2 separate regions of the Homo sapiens genome follow, and region 2 is linked to region 1. A link is an interaction called in ENCODE POLR2A ChIA-PET data of the cell type or tissue named here. Cell type or tissue: PC-3. All regions are shown on one strand. Each heading gives the region's core, and the rest is flanking DNA. Links, peaks and the distances in the headings are about the cores only.

The links. ChIA-PET counts read pairs that join two places held together with the same protein. Peaks named below come from ENCODE experiments on the same cell type or tissue, not always from the same donor. Only the 100,000 strongest peaks of a DNase experiment are listed, where the experiment ranks them.
Region 2: POLR2A ChIA-PET joins it to region 1 with 6 read pairs; 3 of 35 experiments call an interaction of 5 or more read pairs at or near these places.

Annotation. Positions count from the first base shown.
Region 1 is chr1:175,168,020-175,170,940 of GRCh38, forward strand. All of the region lies in intron 2 of KIAA0040, which reads right to left. Among named protein-coding and RNA genes, the nearest start is that of KIAA0040, 23 kb to the right of the region's middle. In PC-3, for the core only: no CTCF peak of the experiment used is centred there; a DNase peak (open chromatin) is centred at 1,472; H3K4me3 peaks cover 621 bases; H3K27ac peaks cover 2,034 bases.
Region 2 is chr1:176,021,422-176,024,342 of GRCh38, forward strand. The region is part of intron 15 of COP1 (COP1 E3 ubiquitin ligase); the gene reads right to left. Among named protein-coding and RNA genes, the nearest start is that of MIR1843, 54 kb to the left of the region's middle. In PC-3, for the core only: no CTCF peak of the experiment used is centred there; no DNase peak of the experiment used is centred there.

The DNA.
Region 1 (2,921 bases), core at 182-2,681:
GCTCTCAAACCACACTGCCTTACAAAATCCCTGTGGTTACGATAATATCACACACTTCAGAAACCAAGGCTCTCTGGCAGCGAGGGCACAGAGTGGAACCTCAGTCAGTAGTTATTAACTTGGCTATTCTGGATATATATTTTCTTGATGGTTCTCACCTTGCTAACCTGGCATGCTCAGGTGCCCTCTAATAGAGGTAAGTACTGTTTTGTACAAAAATGGTCTGATCACAGTAAATGATCTGCTTGTAGAACATTACATTTATTACTTAGACCCAGCTCTAGGCATTCTGAAATAGGTATCTACATTTTCCCCAATTTAATGAATTGCTTCAAATAACTAGTCCTAATACAAAGTCGGAAGCTCTCTTTTCCCCCCAGAGTATATATGATGCATAACTAGATATTCAGTATTAAAGGAAAATAGATAGTATTTTCCCCCAGAATTGATGTTATAATTATGGTTGCAATTTTGAACAAAAGCACAAATAGAGCATCAATAGAAAAATGATTAAGGCACCATGGTTATTTAATAAAATGATGCTTTATCATGTAAACATTCTGGATTAGAAGACTCCTGAAATGGGCCATCTGGTTGATTACCTTACTTTATTGATGGGAAATCTGGGACCAAAGAGACTGCATCTTGCGGGAGATCACCCAGCTGGTGACTAATAGAGCCAGGGCCAGAACCAATGTCTTCTGAGGCCCAGGTTACCCTCCTGCCAGGTCTCTTCCACAAACTCTTCCACAGTGCTTTGCAAGATGCCCACCATATTCTCTTTCTGAGCACGAGTGAGACCATACTTCTCAGCCCCTTACGTCTCTGTGGGGCTATGTGACTGAGTTCCAGCCAAGGAAACGTGGCTCCTGAAATCTTCTCCCGGGCCCTCCCTGTTCTCTCTCTGCTTGCTCATTGGCTGGCCAGATGCAGAGCATCCAGGGGAGGACTCCAAGAGCCCTGGGGATGGCAGAGATGGGAGGTGTTCCTGAATGACTGTGTGGAGCAGAGCACCCCTGCTGACCACAGTGAAAAATGAAATGAGTTAGAATAAACTTTTGTTGGGTGAAGCCACTGAGATTTGGGGATTTTCTGCTACAGCAGTTAGCCTATCCTGCCTAATACAAGTGACAAAAAAGCTAATGTTGGTAATGATTATTAATTACCATTGCATATATAATCCCTAGAATGATTTGCTTATAACAAATGTGCAATGTGTTCAACAACTCTCCTATAGGGCAGCTTTGGCCAAAGAGGGGTTTACCTTAGTGCTTTTGAGCAGTGGTTCGGGAACCAGATATCCTGGGTCTGAATTCTGGCTCTCCCACTCACTAGCTGTATCACATTGGGCAGGTTAACCTCTCTCTCTGGCGCTCTGTTTTCTCATTTGTAGAATGGCATGGATAATAACAGGATGTGAGAATGAAATGAGTCAGTAGAAGTAGAGTGCCTCAGAGCCTTGCCTAGCAATAAAAGTTAGTCCTGATTGTTTGATCCCAAACAAATAGGCTGGCCAAAGTAAACAGCCCTTGACTCCTTAGCTAATGATGGTTTTGTTTGTCTTTTTCAAATGTGAGATGGTTCTGGAGTCATGACTTTGATTATGTAGGTCTCCTTTACAAGGCATTTTCTCTTTTCTCTAGTTTTCCTGTGGTAGACTAAATTAGTTCATTCATCATTCTCTTTCAAAGCGACCATTTCAGAATGAAAATATGGATAAGCACCACTCAGGAGCTGAATCATAAGGGTTTAGATACACTTCCTTCCCCTCTCTGCAGGGCTCTCCCAAGATTGTGTGGAGTAGGACATAGAAGCCTCCTTCCTTCCTCACCCCGACGACAAACTGCCCTTTTGTCTTTTCCTACTTTCCCTTTTTTCCCTCCCTCAATGTATTTAATGAGCTCCTAGGATGTGTCAGTTCCGGTCCTGGCACCATGGGTATAGTCATGCATAAGACAGACATTTTGTTTGTGCACTTATTATCTCTCTTCTCCAGGTAGAAAGTATACATGTTAGTGCAATAAAGGAAATAATTGGAGTGGCCTCTGAAAAGGTGACTCTGAACTGAGATCTCGGGGTGCTAAGGACCAAGCGTGCACAGCGCTAAGGGCAGGACCTCCGGTAGCAGCAACATTAAGGGTGAGGGCTCTGAAGTGGGAAAGCGCATGGCACATCCATGAGAGAGGGCAGCCAAGTGTGGCTGGACCGTGGTGAGCATCGTAAGTAAAGCAGGGCTTGAGCTAGGGGCACTTGGGCCCTGTGGGTATGGAAAGGCACAGAAAGGTGCCTTCCCCTTTATCCCCATTGTTACCTCATTTGTCCAGGCCTTCAAATGGCCTCTAGTTTTTCCTTCTTTCAATTCGTCTTTCTAAAATCTGAATGTAACGCGCACTCCCTGCGCAACCCTCGCTTGGCTGCTCACCACCTGTATGATCACACCTCCTTAGCAAGGAGGACTGGCTGGTAATCCAACTCTCCTATTACCCCAGCCTCACCTTCCTCCACCACCCCCACCGCCCTAGCTGTTTATCACATAATAGGTGCTAATAAATATGGGACAAATAAATGAATTCCTTCAACACTCGGACTAAGCTTCTCTCCTGGGCTTTACCTCCCCACCCCTACCTCATCAGCTGGTCCTACCTGCTCTCTCTCTGACTATGTCCTGACTCCATCCACTTCCCACCATTTCCATGGCCAGGCCTTTGCTGTCTCTCACCTGGGTTACTGCAGCAGCTTCCTAACCAATCTCTCTGGTTCTGCTCCTCCCTCCCTCCGGCCTGTTCTCCCCACCAGAGCCAGATCATATCACCCCCAGGCCCTGCTCACGCCTCATGGCTTCCCGTCACTAGAAGTATGACATCTAAACTAGAAGTATGACATCTAAACTCTTTCTTACATCCCCAGGCCCTGCCATCGTC
Region 2 (2,921 bases), core at 276-2,775, 850 kb after region 1:
GAGAGAATTAATTTGCTTCAATCCTCATTGATTTGCTTTACATTAATCTCTTTTTTGTACACTTCTGCTTTAAGGATTAAATGCAAATAATGGTAAGTAATGAATGACTAATAAATACGGGACATAATTTTTTAATCATTAAAAATACATTAAAATAACTTTAAAAAACCATGTAGGCATGTAAATATTGCAAATAAATAAATTGATTTATCTCAAAAATCTGGGAAATGGTTGTCTACATTAACAATGATAGGAAAGAACTGAAAAGGCCTAGCTGGGACCCTTTAACACTACTACTGCTGCTTTCTTTGAATATCCTCAGAGACAAATTCATTATGGGAAGCTGTCAAAATCATTTAGAACCAAGTCTGATATATTGGGATCAGAATGAATGCTTGACTTTATTGAAAAAGAGAAGCATAAAAAATCATTTTAAGTAAATAATCTATGTCTGATTGAAAACAACGTGGATTTCTCTAGCTGACAGATTCCATCTTCTATATACATACTTGTTAACTTTCGTGTTCACATCTTTATTATCTTTTAATTTTTGCTTTTCTATCATAGAAAGATCTATAAAATCTCCTAAGATACTGAAATTTGAATTATCTTAGCATTTTCATTTTAATTAATGTATTTTGAGGCAATGTTATTACATACACAAAGCTCAGAAGACATATGTTTTCATTCTAATTTATTCCTTTGATAACTATATTGGGACTTGTAAAGTCTTTTATATGTATGAAAAAGGTGAAAGAACAAAATAACAAAATAAAAGTACAAAGAGAAACAAACTTATTGTAACAAGCACAAATATAAGATCTAAGCAAGACAGACAGGGAAGCTTACAATTAGCATGATGCCTCACTTCCCTGGTAGGATCCACAGTGCCCTTGCAACAGGAAGTCAAACTATAATTGGTGGGTAGCTCATATACTAATTTTCTACCTCTCAAAACTCCAAAAGCAATGTTTAAGAAAAGTACAGCCCATTCCTAATGTCAGATTCATCATCACAAATGATATTTATTAATAAGCAACTTCATGAGTATGATTCTGTATCGCTCTCAGTGGTAAACTAAACAATACAGCTAAAGAAACAGTGTTATTTCATAAAGAGAAACATTTAGATGACAGGCTACATTTTAAAAAATGTTTCAATTCTAAATGAAGATGACTGAATATCGGTCAGTTTTCTAGTTGTAAAGTTTTTCTTGTATTAAAGGAATGTTTCAGTCAGTGAAAGGTACAATGAAAGGCAATGAATTAAGCACTATTGGCCTCACTGATGCCTTGCTGATACTATCCCCTGCTTCAGACCGAGGAAAATTAGCTCATACCTAACCTCAATGTGCCCTCAGCATCCATTTCCACCATCTTAAAGTGTTTACAACCTATGCAAGATACAAGGTTAAAACTACATTGCTCAGATGCCCTTGCATTTATGCTTCTAGACATGAATTAGATTCCATCAATCAGATGCACTTATTTAAGATTTGAAAGGTGAACATTTTATGGTCGTTCTCCTTGTGCTTTGAATGTTTCTGTTACAAGCACCATTGTAGAGATGTGGGGGTTTTCTGTTGTAGTGTTCCAGTGTCTAGTTTCTAGCTTTGTGGGAGTTGTAGTGAAGGATTCCTGATTCCGTGATTACAGTAATGGCATCATGTTCTTGATTTCAATAGTGCCACTAGCTGAGAAATAACAGCTCTCCTGGCCTATCTGATGATGAGCTAAGAGTCATTACAGGAAGCCAAGCCTACAGAATCATTCTACAGACCTTCCAACAATAAGAACTACAACAGCCTTTCCACACACACTATTATACGGTGAAGAAACTAGCAAATGTTTAGCTACACCTACCAAAAAGAAATGAGAAAATACATAATTATAGTGGAATGAAACTAGGTACATTACTATTGACAATACAGGAATTATAAAGGAATGTTATTAACAACTTTATGCCAATAAATTAGAAAACTTAGAAAATATGAATTCACCTAGAAAAAGTAAACAGGCCAGGCGTGGTGGCTCACGCCTGTAATCCCAGCACTTTGGGAGGCTGAGGCGGGTGGATCACCTGAGGTCAGGAGTTTGAGACCAGCCTGACCAACATGGTGAAACCCCATCTCTACTAAAAATACAAAATTAGCTGGGAGTGGTGGCATATGCCTGTAATCCCAGCTACTTGGGAGGCTGAGGCAGGAGAATTGCTTGAACCCAGGAGGTAGAGGTTGCAGTGAGCTGAGATCGTGCCATTGCACACCAGCCTGGGCAACAAGAGTGAAACTCCATCTCAAAAAAAAAAAAAAAAAAAAAGAAAAGAAAAGAAAAGAAAAAGTAAACACATTGAATTAGGAATTTAAAATCTTCCCCAAAAGAATAATCCAAGCCCAGACAGTTTCTCTAATGAATTCTATCAAATATTTAAAGAAAATAATGCCAATTCTTCACAAACTCATTCAGAACGCAGAATGAACACTTTCCAACTCACTCTTTAAACCCAGTAGCTCTTTGCTGTCAAAGACAGAAAATATCATCATAAGAAAACTACAGGCCGGGCATGGTAGCTCATGCCTGTAATCCAAGCACTTTGGGAGGCCGAGGCAGGCAGATCACTTGAGGTCAGGAGTTCGAGACCAGCCTGGCCAAGATGGTGAAACCCTGTCTCTACTAGAAATACAAAAAATTAGCCAGATGTGGTGGCTGGTGCCCGTAGTCCCAGCTTCTCAGGAGGGTGAGGCACGAGAATCACTTGAGTCGGGGAGGCAGAGGTTGCAGTGAGCCAATATCGTGCCACTGCACTCCAGCCTGGGCTCTGACAGAGTGAGACTGTCTCTAAATAAATGTATAAAACTACGGATGAATATCCATTACTAACACAGACACAAAAGTACTTGAAAAGCTGGTTTAATATTATAG